Regions from separate parts of the Homo sapiens genome. Here region 1 is linked to region 2. Evidence: chromatin loops called from intact Hi-C (ENCODE). Cell type or tissue: gastrocnemius medialis. All regions are shown on one strand. Links, peaks and the distances in the headings refer to the core of each region. The heading gives the core; the rest is flanking DNA. Region 1 overlaps FRMPD4 (FERM and PDZ domain containing 4). Region 2 overlaps FRMPD4 (FERM and PDZ domain containing 4).

What was found. Hi-C counts contacts between places; a loop is a spot of excess contacts. Peaks named below come from ENCODE experiments on the same cell type or tissue, not always from the same donor. Only the 100,000 strongest peaks of a DNase experiment are listed, where the experiment ranks them.
Region 1: a loop joins it to region 2, with 4 times the contacts of the local background. A loop is called at or near these places in 4 of 110 quality-filtered maps.

The regions. Positions count from the first base shown.
Region 1 is chrX:12,490,713-12,498,648 of GRCh38, forward strand. All of the region lies in intron 1 of FRMPD4 (FERM and PDZ domain containing 4), which reads left to right. Among named protein-coding and RNA genes, the nearest start is that of FRMPD4-AS1, 120 kb to the left of the region's middle. In gastrocnemius medialis, for the core only: no CTCF peak of the experiment used is centred there; a DNase peak (open chromatin) is centred at 4,249; H3K27ac peaks cover 1,674 bases.
Region 2 is chrX:12,564,184-12,572,119 of GRCh38, forward strand. All of the region lies in intron 2 of FRMPD4 (FERM and PDZ domain containing 4), which reads left to right. Among named protein-coding and RNA genes, the nearest start is that of FRMPD4-AS1, 190 kb to the left of the region's middle. In gastrocnemius medialis, for the core only: a CTCF peak has its summit at 3,863 (motif pointing left); no DNase peak of the experiment used is centred there.

The DNA of each region.
Region 1 (7,936 bases), core at 1,840-6,839, 73 kb before region 2:
GCATCAGTGTTCAAATGCAGCTCTGTCTGAATCTAGACTCCATGGTTTGGCTTTTTTTTCTACTTTATTCTTCCCTGATTTTACACAAGTAGTAGCAGGTTGTACATATTTCTGCATATTGATTTTTTTTATTTTAATGTATCTGCAGAGTCTTCCCAAATCAGTACATAAAGAATTTCCTCATTCCTTCTTTTTACAGCTGCATAGTATTCCTTTGTGTGGTTGTGCCATGTTTTATACTGATGAACACTTAGGACAAAATGTATGCTCCTTTCAGTTTGGATAGAGGTTGCTAAATTGCCCTCTATCAGGGATTGCCAAAATGCACTCTGGGCAATATATGGCAATGTGTTTCCCTAGAGCCACACCAGCACTGTATGTTTTCACACCTTCAGTACTTCCTCTCTACAATTTCTCCAGCGATTCCACCAAGAATCCACATGGAATCATAACCGTTTTCTAGTTTCATTTGTTTAAAATAAAATCCTAAGTATGAAAGTAATATATATTCACTATAGGAAAAATATACAAAATTTAAATACACAATATAAAATACACAAAATTTAAATACGCAAGAATTTAAAAAACCACCTTAATCTGACAACCCAGATTTAACCACAGTGTACCCATTCTTCCAGACTGTTTTTCTTGCCTATGCACACAGATTTTTTTTACAAGGTGGATCACATGGTGCACACCCTTTTTGTAACCAACTTTGTTCATTTAACTACATCCTATGGCAGTCGGTCTTCATCTACAACTTTGGTTTAATGTCTGAATGCTATTCCATCATTGGATGAGCTGACGTAGTAGCAAACAACCCCTCTTGTTGAGCTGTTCTAAGGATTAAAAAGAAAGAATCTGTGAAAGTGCCTAGAACAGTGCCTGACAGCAGTTATTCAACAAATGGCATTTCAACACACATGTATTCTTACCCACTCAAAGGCAGAGAACTACAATTTTAATCCTAACATCCTGTGCCAGTATCATCATGTAGCTTGGATTCATTTATTAATTCAATTCCCATTTGAACATCTATCATGTGCCTGGCACTAGTCTGAGTAATACTGATAGAAAGGTAAGGACATTGTCCATCCCCTCAAGGGTGAGTGCCCAGCCTACCACCTGGCATCATATGCTTGGGAAGTATAATAACAGCTACAAACTCATGAACAGGTACAACAGCATTCTAGCAGAAGGAGCTCAAGACTTGACCTGTTGACGGTTCTCACATTTAGCTCTGTGATGCCTCTCTGAGCAATGAATCTTAGCCATTCTACTATGCTATCTCCTCAACAATATCATGCTAATTATATTGTCCTTCCACATTTACAGAGTTGGAGAATTCAGTGAACTAAGAGATGCAAATGCACAGTACAAAATTCAAATGTCCAATTCGGGGCAGGGCTGCATCTAACTTTAATGGCAACCACTGCATGTGATGTCTGGGGACTCTATAGATACATGGCCTCAGACCCTGAAGACATCTGGATTCTGTCACTGGATTGTTCACAAAGTGAGGCTGAACTTTGTAAGTAGAAACTTTTGGAAGAAGACCAGTTAACCCAGATTTAATTATCCTAATAATTCTCCCTGATACCTAATTAAGAAACATAACTAACTCAACAAGCTGTGAGAGGCTTGTGCTGAAAATCATAGATGTATAACTACATAATTAATTTTATTGTGTGGGTTGGTAAATCATGTAATGAATCAGATGAAAATAATCAGAAAAGTATTTCAATTTGGTTGTTAAAATATACAGTCAAATGTCTTTTACCATAGTGAAACTCTTGATTAATAATACATTTCTTCTTGATTAAAATCATTTTGTAATGAATATATTTTTGAGCATCTGCTTTCATGAGGCTTGGCATTAATATTTAAAGTAGTTTTTAACTGTGTGCTTTTCCCCCTTTACTATATTTTCCTGTCCTCCTTGTCATAACAAAAGTGACGTCTTAAAAATAGTTGGTGGGATGATTTTTACTTCTATCTGTGGGGCTTTGAAGTTATTTTCAGGCTATTAATGTAGCTTTCCTCACATGTACCTGTGCCAAAACCTGCTAATAAGGAACAGTAGAATGAAAAGCTGCTACCTGTTGTATGAGATCAAAATACTTTGACTACTGTACTGAAGCTTGATTTAATGGAGAAAGTTATGTTCTGAGGGAAAAGAGAAAGCAGCCTGATTCAGGACCTATGTGTGTCTACAGCACGAATAAATGGAATGAAAAGACCTGGTTAGCCGGTTCCTTACTGATTCATGGGGGCAAGAAACTGTACAGGACAGTTTCTCCCTGAGGGTCATGCCAGGGACCCTCTACTAACCCCAATGTGACATATCAAGCTGGGCACAAAAGAAACATGGCTGTCTTCAAAACTTGGAGCTTGTTAAATTCATCCAGAACCATCTATTATCATTCATTTTCCTCACACCTCTCCACTTCCTTACCTTAACCCACATTGCATGTCAACCCAAAACATACCTTGAATACCATCTGCTTGCAAATGTAAAATACTATCTTAGGATACCTTGAGGTATCTGTAGGGTTTGGGGTTCTATAATCCAACCACCATTTACAGCAAGCTAAATGAGAATGCTATATAACCTTGGGTTAGTCTGAAAATAATCTTTGTGAGTCCACAAAGATAAGAATGATAAAATTCTGGATCGTGTTTTATTTTGTTAGACCTGTATAGTATCATGCAATGTCACCGATGAATGACCGAATGCATAGAGCTTTAGCTTTGGTTTTCCCATATCTGAAATGAAGATAATGCATTCCTCAACACCAAGTCTCAAAGGATGCAGCTTATTCCTGGCTACCTGTCCAAAATATTACCAGATACATAAGAAAGCTGATAAGTTGTTATCACACTTATTTGTGGCACAGTGTAAGTAATATGGAGTTTGGAGTAGAAAGTCTCAGGGCTCAGTAGATTGCTGTCCCTATTAGGCTAGTTATACACCCTTTCTGTGTCTCAGTTTCTTCATCTTTGAAAGGGAAATAATAATGCAGGCGCCTGTTGCGTGCTGAGGCAGGCCTGTGAGTATCCTAAGCAGTTATATCCTTAGAAATGCTGCGTGCTACTCTTATTAGTATGACCATTACTGCTTACAACACAATGTACCATTTGATGAGACTATTCTAAATGAGTCAAGCATTGTACTTTAGAGCTTTATGTATCTCATTTATCTGCATAACATCACTGTGAGCTAGTTGTTATTATTTCCATTTTACACATAAAACTAAAACCCAGAAAAGCCAACCTGTTAAGTGGCAAACCTGGTATTTGAACTCTTTCCCTCTGATGTAAAGATATGTTGTATTTATCACTATTAGACTCTAAGCAGAAACCTTGAGAATGCTTGGTTTTATGTTTTATTCAACTAAGGTTTATTGAGAACCTGCTATATACCAGGTACTATACTAAGAATTGTGCATTAATTACATTATCTTCTTGTAACAGTCCTATGAGCTAAGCAGGGTTTTTTCATCTTGGCTCTATTGCCATTTTGGCCAGATAGTTCTATCTTTTGAGGGGCTGTCCTGTGTGTTGTAGGATGTTTAGCAATATACCTAGTCTCCTCCTCCCCTCAGTTGTGACCACCAAAAATCTCTAGATATTGCTAAGTGTCCCTTGGGGGCAAAATCACCCCAGATGAAAAACAGTGAGTTAGAATAATTCTACTTTACAGGTGATGAAAACAAGGTACAGAGAGTTTAGAGTAAATTGCACAGGGTCACAAATCTAGTAAGTGGCAGAATTTGAATCTGACTCGGGACTTTGGAACCTGACCTCACATTCCTTCTCCCCTACGGCATCCCTTTTTCTGATACTGCCATGTTTCTAAGGAAACTCAAATACCAAAGAGGCCTCCAGGTGGCTCCTGAAAGCCTGCCTTCTCCTAGGGCGAGCTGGCCATCGAGATTTTGTCCAGGACTTAGAGGCATGAACGCAGGAGGAAACCATGGGTTGCTTCCACTAATGGTTGCAATACAAATCGTTCCACAACTTTGTCTGTACCATTCATAGCTGCTCTCATTTCCTATCAAGTATGAAGACATTTTTTGTCCAGGAAGGTTTCAATCTGTTGCAAACAATAGATGGGTAAAGCACAAAGTTACAAACCAGTTCAGTCAGTCGCTGGGAGTTTCTGAAGTGACTTAAATAGCCCTGCCAATGTAGGTCGCTATTTTTAAGGCTGAGCTAAGCGTTTGAAAGTGGTTCACACAGCCATGCTCTCAGATAGAAGTCACAGGACATCAGAATTGCAAGAACTCTCAAGGCCTTGCCTGAGCCCGGTGGAAATGGACACTGTGCACCCAGGATCACACAGCTGGGATTTCTGGTAAAAAACTTTCTGATGTTTCCTTCCGCCTTGAGAATGGCTGAACTCATCACCTTCTGACATTCTGGGAAGGTGTGACTGCTTGGTTAAGACCCTTCTTGCCCTGCTCTTGCCAGAATGGAGAAGAATAGATGACCAAGCCTTTCACTGTCTTTCTGTTCTGAGGATGGATTAAAGCCATTCATACTTGCAAAACCACCCAAAGTCCTATATTATAGTTATTTAGCAAAGACTTTATAGCACATACTGAGTGCTTTACAAAATTCACTTAGTATTCTCCCAATGGGTCCTATTGTCATCATTTTACCAAGGAGTAGCTGGAACTGAGGGGGTTAGGGAGATGAAGTAACTTGTTCAAGGTCGTGGAAAATAAACGGCAGAGCCTGGATTGAAGAGAGTCTGGTTCTAACCCAGTGTTTCTCAAACTTGAGTGGGCATCAGCATTGTGTGGAAGCTTGTTAAACACAGATTGCTGGATCACCCCCATCACCCCAGAGTTTTGGATTCAGTAGGTCTTGGGTGGTGCCCCAAAATTTACATCTCAAATTCCCAGGTGATGCCGCTATTGCTGCTCCTGGGACTATGCTTCTCAAACTCTCTGCTCCAGCATATCTGCTCTTGATCACCACATCCTTCCTCTCCTACCTTGTCAGCTAAAAATAAAAAATAATAATAATAAAAAAAAAGGTAGAGTTATGTGGAGCAGTGGGTCGCCACTTTGGCTGACCTGGGTAGTATAAAATACCAATGCCTAGGCCCTATCCCCAGATATTCGGGCTCAGTGGCTTGGCTTTGGTTCCAGGCATCTGTAGTTTACAAGTTCCTCCATGGGGGATTCCAACGTGCAGTAAGGCATCACACTGGAAACCACTGATTTGGGTGATGCCTCACAAACTTTCCAGGGTATATAAATTCCATAGGGATCTCAAGAAAATGCAGATTCTGCATTTCTAACAAACCACAAGGTAATACCCATGCTACCAGATCTCAGCCGAAGCTTGGGGTAGCAAGAACTAGTATTTCCCAAACCCCATGGTTACCAGTTAAAAAATACAGAATGCCTACTTCAATTTAAATTTTCAATAAATAATAACATTACTTTTTGGTATAAGTATATCCTATATATTACAATAAAATTATACTAACATTTATACTAAAAATTATTCATTGTTTATTTGAAATTCAATTTAAGTGGATACTTTTGTTTGGCTTTGCTTTTTGGCTAAATCTGGCAACCCTACCTGAAGACAAGAATCATCTGAATTACTTGTTTCAATGCATTCACACCTACTCATGGATTTCTTGTTCTAATGCAGACCTACTGAATCATAATCATCATTTCTGGGACCTGGTAATCTGTATATTTAACAAGTGCTGCCAGGTGCTTCTTTTCAGCTCAATTTGGGAAGTACATAAAACCCTGGATTATGCCTGCCTGAAATCCTCATACTGGCCGTTGTCAGGGCTGGACTTGTAGTCATCACACTGCATAGGAACCGGAGCCAAATCCCTCTGCAATTACGACCTGTGTCGTTAACTTTTCTCAAGGTTGTTATAGATAAATACTTACAAAGGGTGTTTTTTTTTTCTACTTGCACTTTTAATTTGCTAAATCATACTAAGGCCTTTCAGATCCATGTATTTTTTTTGTCAACACATTAACAGACATGTAGCCATGTTTGATCTTAATTATTCAATTATTTGTTTTGTATCAGGGGATACTCCTTGAGCTAGATTCAGTTGATTTGCATTTGTAGAGTTTTCCAGTATTGGCACTTCATTTGGTATTTTATGACAAGAGGCTTTATTTGAAAACATCTTGCTAAATGGTTGTTAGCTGCTTCCTGAACATACTGTACAGGAAAATGTAGTTTATAATAAAATTCAGCCTTCCTCCAACTCGTTATTATAATGCTATATTTTACATGTAAATTATATTAGGAAGCCTGTGTCTTTCCTTTAGTGATTAAGATTTCATGGAGGGGAAGAAGAATGGAAAGGAAAGGAAAAGGAAAAGGAAAGGAAAGGAAGATAGTTTATTTGTTTTCAATAAGTTAGCCTCCTCTGGGGAAGATAAACTTTCTGACACCGAACATAATTGAGTAAGCCAGAATAAATTGTTGCATTCTCTACATAGGCCTCCTTTCACTCACAAGGATATTCTTTGTGCCATTTCTAACTGTACTATTACTTTTGGAAACATTTTTAATAGAATAGACTGTGTTCATACCTGTAAGTACTTTTCTTGATACCACCTTAGAAAGCATTCAAATGCATTCTCTACTAGCGTAGAGAAATTGGTGGGTTTTTTTGGTTTTGCGTGTGGTTTTTTTGTTGTTGTTGTTTTAATAGTACCTCAGGGTAGCAAATTCATGTGTTCTCTCACTGCAGGGAAGCAGCACATTAAAAAAAAAAAAAACCACCAGAGGAAATTGCCACTGCTGACTTTTGTGCAAAGAAGAGGAACAAAATGCTTGCCATGTCTTTTAGTAGTCAATGGGCCACAGATAATCCTATGGTGGCATTCTACATTTACCAAACCAGTATTAAATTTGTGAACACTTTTTTTCCAACAGAAAAACTGTTCCTACATCCTTTATGAAGGCTGTAGGAAAATGGAAAGGAAGTTAAGAAAAAGGAATGGAGGTGGTTAAAATTATGCAAAATAGTTCATCTGCAGAAAACATGCAGGAAATGGGCTTGTTTCACTTGAGAGGTGTTGGAAGGGCTGGGCTGGGGAGGGATGAGTTGCCCAGTATCCTGGGGAATTAAAAGTCTGAAAGGCCGAGACCCCTGCTTTGGATGTTTGCTGCGGAAGAGCCACCACATGAGGTTGTTCAGGGTGCACCTAGTGCGAGAGTGCCCAGCTGTGTTAGCCCCTGCCACACTCACTAGCCTGGGTGGGCACCAGGCTGGGGGAAGGGTGCCTGCTCTGCAGTCATCTGACTGCAGGGGGTGCTGTTTCCTCTTTGCAAAGGGCTCACGGGTAGCTGAGACTGTGAGTCCCTGAAAGCATCATCACTGCTCCCTGCCACCAGCTTCGGTGGTGCCAGCCTGGGATTTGGAACCACCCAAAGGCTTTTACAGGCTATGCAGTGAATAACTTCATCTGAAGTGAAAGGACCAAGTGATGAGGGATGTTGAGCCATCCTAAAATAGCATCATTTACTTCCTTCCGAAGTATGGTTAAGGTCTGAGGAAGTCTTGGGCATACATGAGGGCAAGGAGGAATTTCTGCAGGTCCTGGGCTGAGGAGGCTTAGCCAGGATTCAGTGATGCTTCAGAAACTGGACTCAGGCCTCTGGTTACAGACTGTGACTACAAGGCTGCCCATTGCTACTGCTTGTCACATGGAGTTACTTCCTCTTTCTTCTTGATCTTGGAAAGGCAGGCACCTAGAAAATTCTCCAGAACCTACCCTTTCATTTTGCTGCTGAATTGAAGTTGTAAACTAGAAATTGTAAAAGATAATGTGTCGATTTTTGTTGCAACGTTAATTGGGGGTTTGCCCAATCTAAGAGGAGCAAGTCACATTCTCCTTCCAGAGTTTGTCTCAGAAGGAATGTTCAGGAGTCAGGT
Region 2 (7,936 bases), core at 1,439-6,438:
GTCATCTCCCTAAGGCTCCACCTCCAAATTCTATCACATTGAGGATTAGGCTTCAACATACCAATTTTGGTGGAACACAAACATTCAATCCATAGCTCTCTACATGAGATTTACTTTCCAGACTGGAATAGGTATGCCGCTTTAAACATTTATGTAACCAGAGATTAATCGACAGTTTTTAAAATCTAAATGACTCAGATTTTTATTTTACAATAAAATAATGACAAATGATGACACATAAGCCAGTAGAATTTATTCCATTTGGCAATGAGGAATTCTTCAGCCACATGTTATTGTATAAGGACACTATTGAGCTCTACACATAAGTGCAACATTTTTCCCCAAAATGACTCTGATCTCAGAACCTGAAGTTTCACAATTTAATAGTTAATTTCAACAACAGGTACTTAGTATAATAAGTGAACTTTATACTCAGTAAGTCATTGGAATTGTAATCAATAAGCAGGATCAACTTCCAGGTTAAGGCTCGTGATTCCTATTATAGCCCTGATTAAATTGTAGGAGTCATTCTCCAACAAAAGGAAGCAGAGATCCCTGGAGAAATGGCTGATTATGAGGCTGGAACTGGAAAAATACAAGATGAGCCTACAACATCTCATAGTACTACAAGGTAAGGAAATGCTTGAGAGAGAGAGAGAGAGAGAGAGAGAGAATGTATCAGAGGGACACAGAAGCCAACCTGAAAAGTTCTCAGTGGCCAAACTTGGAAATTTTGAGTAACAAAATAGTAGCATGGCCGGGCGTGGTGGCGGGTGCCTGTAATCCCAGCTACTCAGGAGGCTGAGGCACGAGAATCGCTTAAACTGGGGGAGGCAGAGGTTGCAGTGAGCGGAGATCGTGCCACTGCACTCCAGCCTGGGTGACAGAGAGAGACTCAGTCTCAAAAAAAAAAGTAGCATAGTATTGGATTATAACCAAGTGTAAAAATTAAATATACATGGCTCCATACTGATATAAATAAATGATTTGATATAAAAATTAATAAGACAGAGGGAGAAACAAATCTTGCAGAAAAATTCCAAATAATTTATGTGGCTACTCCTCCCCTCCAGGAGGTGGAGCTTAGGCCCACTCTTGAGTGTAAGCTACACTTTGTTACTTGATTCCAAACAGTAGAGTATAGAAAGGGGTAAAAAATATATATAGCTTTACAACTGAGAAAGCTGGCAAGCACTACCTTAGCCAGGGATCAAAGTCAACATCACCAGTGATAAGTCATGTTGATAGCAGACACCACTGACATAATATAACAAGAAGGGCACATCACCTCTGTGATATTCTTTACAAAAATCCATAACCTAGTCTAATCATGAAGAAAATGTCAGCCCAACCCAATTTGAGAGATAGTCTATCAAATATCTGACCAGTACTCCTCAAAACTGTCAAGGTCACAAAAAATAGGGAAAGACTAAGAAATTGTCACAGACCAGAAGAGACTAAGGAGACATGACTACTAAGTGCAATGTGGCACCTGAAATGCATCCTGGAACAGAAAAGGCACATTAATGGAAAAACTGGTGACATCTAAGTCTGGAATTTAGTTAATAGTAATATAACAATGTTGGTTTCTTAGTTGTGACAAATGTACCATGCCAACATAAGACATTAACAATGGGGGAAACGGGGTAAGGGGTGAACTGGAACTCTCTGTGCCATCTTTGCAACTTTTGTACAAATCTAAATTTTCCATAATAAAAAGTTTACTAAAATGATGAGGTGAAGCTTTAACTCATTTGTTCTAAAGCACAATTTTCTTCATCATATTAGTCATTTTAGGGCCGGGCACTGAACAATTAGTGGTAATGATGATGAATTGGTGGCAGGAAGGATTTCTAAGAAACAGTTTTAAATATAGGGGACATGAAAAGAACAAAATCTTCTGAACACCTAGAAGGTAGAAACTGAAAACTGTGTGTCCTATAGTAAGGCCCAGTGTCTTCTACAGAATGTCTGGCTACAGAAACGAATTATGATTAAAGAGATAATGTGAATACAATGGGCCCTTGAGAACTGAAGGAAATGGAATGCAGCAAAAGCGGAAAAAGAACTGTGACAGGCTCCACCTCCTCCATGATCTTGCTCAGGTTCAAGTTTGCTTGTCCTAGACCACCCCTAGACTCTAACAAACCCTAGGGAAGACTCAAGTCTTCCAGTCAATTTTTAAATTCTTGTCACCATGCATTTTGTTTTCTGTATATCATTTCTGATGTTACCACCATGACTGCCCCCTGAGTACTCAATGTTAATATGCTTACATTTCTCTTACAAAAAAAAGATTCACTTCATAGCATCACAATATCACAATATAAATAGGATTTTCTATTGTGTGATTATTTTCATCAGGCCAACAGAAATGAAATGAAGGCAGAAGAAACATTGTCCCCATGTAATTTAAAGAAAACAAAAAGAAGATCACTGAAATGAACTGTCTTAAATTTCTAAAACTTGAAAATTAAAAGAGCTAAGAAATTATTTATCGAAACTATTTATTTTGCTTTTCTCTGAGGAGTGCAAGGGTGAATTTTTTGCATAAAAGATTACGTTAATAACTGCCCACTGCTTTTTGGTTTTAAAACCATGACTCTTTGGGGAACATTTTTTGAGGAGTTTTTGGGGGTCATTTAGAAAGTAGCAAAAAATATTATTTCCCCAAGATCACACACCAAACTGGCCCTCACAACTCAGCTCTCAGCGAAGAGAAAACTACCTTTCTTTTCTCATTTGTACTATAAGGATACTCTATTGGATATAACTCAAAGTTCAGTGATAGAAAAGAGAAATTAATGTTGTTTTCCTTCATTCCATTTCAATATAATTTTCCCACAAAGATAGGTAAGTCATTATACATTTTCCTCTTTGCCCTAGTGTGGGGAAAAAAAACACTTTTTTTCCACACTAAATTCTCCTCCCTCAGTTTCTGCCATACACAGCCATATTCTGAACCACTGGTGATTTTCATTGTCTAAATTAAATTATTGTAATAAATACCTGCTGTATTCCTACCATTCTGTACCTAAGGCTTTGGGAGCAACAGATTTGCACAATACTTATTTTCTAAGAACCCCTCCAATGCTGGTTGTCCCAGAGCCACTTGGATTTAAGATAAGAGTTTTATTTAAAGTAACATATCTGTGTCCCTTTGTGATGTTTCTGTGACATGGCATTCATTTTCCAGGAAGATCTAAAAATCTCAGCTCTCTGCAAGCATTCATTCATGCATACATGCATTTATCTATTTCTTAAACACTTAGGTGCTACTTTGTGGTAGGTGATTAGGATTAAAAAATGAATAACCAATGAGCCCTATACTGAAGAGGCAGATAGATAAGAAGATAATCACAATCAATGTGGCCAATGCTGAACCAGAGAAATGAGCAGGAATTGAAATAGTTGGGTAGATGGGGTGATGCCTACATGGTGAGCAGGGGTTCACTTTCTGTAGATAAGCCAAGGACTTTGGGGAAAGAGGGAACAGCAGGGATGACCAGGCTTCTGACAGGCCTTAGATGTTTCCTGCACTAGGATTGATGACCCTGGATCCTAGTGAGGTGCTATGCAGAATGATGGTAGAGAGGACAGTTTGAGGCAGGTTCTGAAGAGCCCTGTATGCTACCAGAAAACCCTGAACTTTTTTCCTATATGCATTTTGAGCCAACAGAGATGTTTAACCAAGAATGTTACGTGGATAGTCTCAGGTTTTGGTAACATCTGCATTCCATTGACTGTTTCAAGGATAGCCTAATTATGTGTATTTTTTAATAATATCAACATTTCTAGAAAGGTTTACTGTCTAAAAATTATCTAATGACAATCACAAAATGGAAAGGTTTCTTTGCTGCCCTCTACAGGCTTCCAGGGCTCAGTGCTTTGAAAAAAATCAGCCTTGAATGGGCAAACACACATCTCATTTTGTTTGGCAAGAAAACGCTAACAGTAGGAAAAGTTTAAAATAGCCAAATTAATGTATAGCAAGTAGAATGACAAATACAGAAAGGTACTGTGTGCTATTGGTGATCCCTTGCATTTCAAAGTCTTTTAACTTGGAGTTCTATAGTTCAAATAATTTTCCAGTATATTTATCTAAGGCTCATAATACTTTATAAATCTTAAGTTGACAATAATTATTGTGATTAATAATTGTTACATAATTTAAACAGATTAAGGTGCAAATAACAAATTTAAAAGGCCAATTGATAAAATATTTTCATTACATATGACTAACAAAAGGCTTGCTTTATTTTTGCTTTGTTCTATTAATCTCGAAGAGCTTTCCATATCAACACACAAAGAGCTCTTCCTCATTCTTTCTCAGTGCTTCATAAAATTCCATTGTATATGATTTTTAAATGATAAACTTTTTATGTCATTAAAATATTTATTTAAGGATCCACCAGAAATGGTAAGCATTGATATCTTGTGGGCAATGGGCCTGGGGTTTGGGGTACTGGGACAAGACCCTTATTTTCCATTTTATTGTCTTCTACAGTATTTGAAATTTTCTCCTAAAGCATCTTTTACTTCCATAATTATAGAAAGCTGTTCTAGGATTATAAATTAGCAGTGAAAAGTATGGAATTACTTGATTTCTAGTCTGTGACTCAGACTATTGAATATGGTTCATCTACAAGGAAGATACGCATTTCAGAGTTACATGTTCTATAAAATCACATCAGCTATGGTTTGAATGTTCCTTCCAAAACATGTGGAAATTTAACTGCCATTGTGATCGTATTAAGAGGTAGGACTGTTAAGAGGTGATTAGGCCATGAGAACTGTGCCCTCATGAGTAGATTAACGTTGTCATTTGGGAGTAGGTTTTTTATTACTAGAGTAGGTTGCTATAAAAGTGAGTTCTTCCTTCTCTTCCTAGCTCACTCTTGGGCCTTTTATCATGGATGACTCAGCATGATGGCCCCTTTCAGATGCTGACACCACGCTCTTGGACTTCTCAGCCTCTAGAACCATGAGTCAAATAAATTTCTGTTCATTATAAGTTACCCAGTCTGTGGTATTCTGTTACAGCAACATAAAGCAGACGAAGACAACATCTAATTTTCAAATTTCTAAGCTATTAGAGAGTGAAATTTCAGAAAACTTCAAATAAAAATTTTGATAAAATTTCAGTATAGAAAATTATGCTAATACAAAGTTGTAATTAATATTAAAATGCTTTTAAGCTGAAAGTCAGGAAACCCAGAGTTCAGATTTTTTCTCTCCTTAGGCATTAAGATAGTTTCTTCTCTATGGCTCAGGTTATCAATCAGTAAAATGGGAATTATTTTATTCACCTATATCAATAGGAGATCAATATTTTTTACCCACTATTCAAAGTCAGTAAAAAATTAACTTGGAAACTTAGAAAAAATAGTTTTAAAAAACCACACTCTGTTTCTGTTTTCTGTTAACTTTTACTAAGAGTTTGTGCTTATAGACTAACACATAATTTAATTCAAGTATGCTTTCTTTCAGTCTAGTTACACAGAAATTTAATTTAAAAACAAAAGAGGTATCAGTGGAAACAGCTGAGCGCTAGTAAAAGTGCTTAAACCTGAGAAATTTTAGAAATTGCTTTAAGTGGTTCAATCTGGAGGTAAATGTCTTCAGTTCGGGAACTAGCATTTTAGTGTATCTACAGCAGTACTTGGTATAGCATTAGTGTGACAGGACTGCCAGGTTCCTAAATCTAGCACCTCCTATGTAGTTCTGTGGTTTTGTTCCTCCTTCCAGCTGCCTTGGGTTCAAATCAGAAGGTGTCTTAAAAGAGCTCAAATGTGGAACACACTATGCACCAGGTAAATTTAAATGGCTTTCATTACCCTCTGTTTGAGTGTTTGCCTTATATTCTTCATTAATTGAATAACTTTGTAGTTGGCCAAGCACTTTTATGTTGATATTGTATTGGAGTACATGTAAATTACCCAACAGTTGCTGGGAGGTGAAGCAACCTGCCTGAAGCAAGGCTAGAATTGCAGCCCAAGGCATCTCCTGTAATTCCTTTGCCCTTTCCCCTGCATTGCCAGTGCCTCAGGGCAGCATCCAGTTCCTAATCTCCCTGAAAAGACAGAACTCCACTCTCTGAACTTTACATATATTTATTTTATTTTATTTTATTTTATTTTATTTTTCTGAGATGGAATCTTGCTCTGTTGCCCAGGCAATGGCACGATCTCAGCTCACTGCAACCTCTGCCTCCTGGGCTGAAGTGATTCTCCTGCCTCAGCCTCCTGAGCAGCTGGGACTACAGGCACCCACCACCACACATGGCTAATTTTGGTATTTTTAGTAGAGATGGGGTTTCACCATGTTGCCCAGGCTGGTCTCAAACTCCTGACCTTGTGATCTACACACCTCAGCCTCCCAAAGTGCTAGGACTAAAGGCATAAGCCACCATGCCTGGCCACATGTATTTATTTTCTAACACCACAGTATCAGAGAAGTACTGTTATCTCAGTACAGTAGTCCCCCTTTATTCATAGCAAGGGTTATGTTGCAAGACCCCTAGTGGATGCCTGGAACCGAGGATACTACTGAACCCTATGGATTCTGTTTTTTCAATTTAATAACTGAGAAGGCCACTAAGCGACTTAGGGGCAGGGAGTGTATACAGGGTGGATCTGCTGGACAAAAGGATAGTTCTCCAGAGCACGGTAGAGCAGAAACATTGTGAGATATCATCACGCTACTCAGAATGGCAAGTAATTAAAAATTTAGGAATTGTCTATTTTCTGGAATTTCCCACTTAATATTTTCAGAACTTGGTTAATCTCAGGTAACTGAAACCTCAGAAAGCGAAACAGTGCATAAAAGGGGATTACCATAAATAAAAATAAATGTTATTTTTGTTTTAAATGTCTCTAAGTGATCTGCATCGAAACCTAAACTTTGAGGTAAGATTCTCTACCCAATCTTTAAGCCTGAATGGAATTTATTAAACTACTGAGCTCTTTTCTCCCACAATGAATAATTTACTCTTCAGCCAGGCATGCCTGTGAAATACTTAAGTGAAAGCTACACAAATGATCACAACAATAAAATTCTTATTAACTCACATATAAAACATATTATGGTATTTGCAGCTAGGTGTTGCTATGGCAACAGTTAAAAAAATTTTTTTAAACATTTGTCACACTAAATGAAGTATGGGATGTACTTTTTTGTTAACTGTGAATTTACATGACCTGCAACACGACAATGGCTTAATGGGAGCTAAACAAAGGGTGCAGTTTCCCCTCCCTCTTCCTGCCTGTTTCCCCTTTCTCCTAGGAGCCATTTCAGGCTTTCTATCTTGATTAACTGTGTCTTAGTAATTGGAGCTTACAGCTCAGAACAGTAATTCTGTCCCATAATTGTAGATGTTAAATTTTAATTCTACTCTGTAATTGGCAATAATCAGGCCATGTTCTGGCTTTTCTGGAGTGCTCAATTAGAGGCCTGTGGCCTCCTCTTTCTTCCCCTTCCAGCAAAGCATCTATTCTTGACTCATCCCCATCTGAATGATTGTGTCTATAGTTAAAAGATATGATAAATATTCTTAGATTTGGAAGACTTTGAAAAGGAGTATCCTAATTACTATTGTTCACTTGATTGAAAATTTCCCAGCTCTAAAGCTACATTCTGTTAAACATGGGGTCACTGAAGCTTTCATTTGCTTCAAAAAAAGGTCATTTTATGTGGTCAGCAGCTAACAGTATAAAATAATAGTAATTTTATTTCTATTTCTTTTAAACAAAGAGAACTTTTTCTAAATTAAAGAAAACAGAAAAGGAAAACATAAGATTAATTGGGTTTTCACTTAGCATATTTCTGAAGCAATTTGCCTTCCCTTAAAAAGACAGTTTCTCCAAGTGTGTTATTATTCAAAATACTCCTACCCAAAGGTTTCCCTAAGAAAGGAGCCCCTGTTTTTAAAATGCCC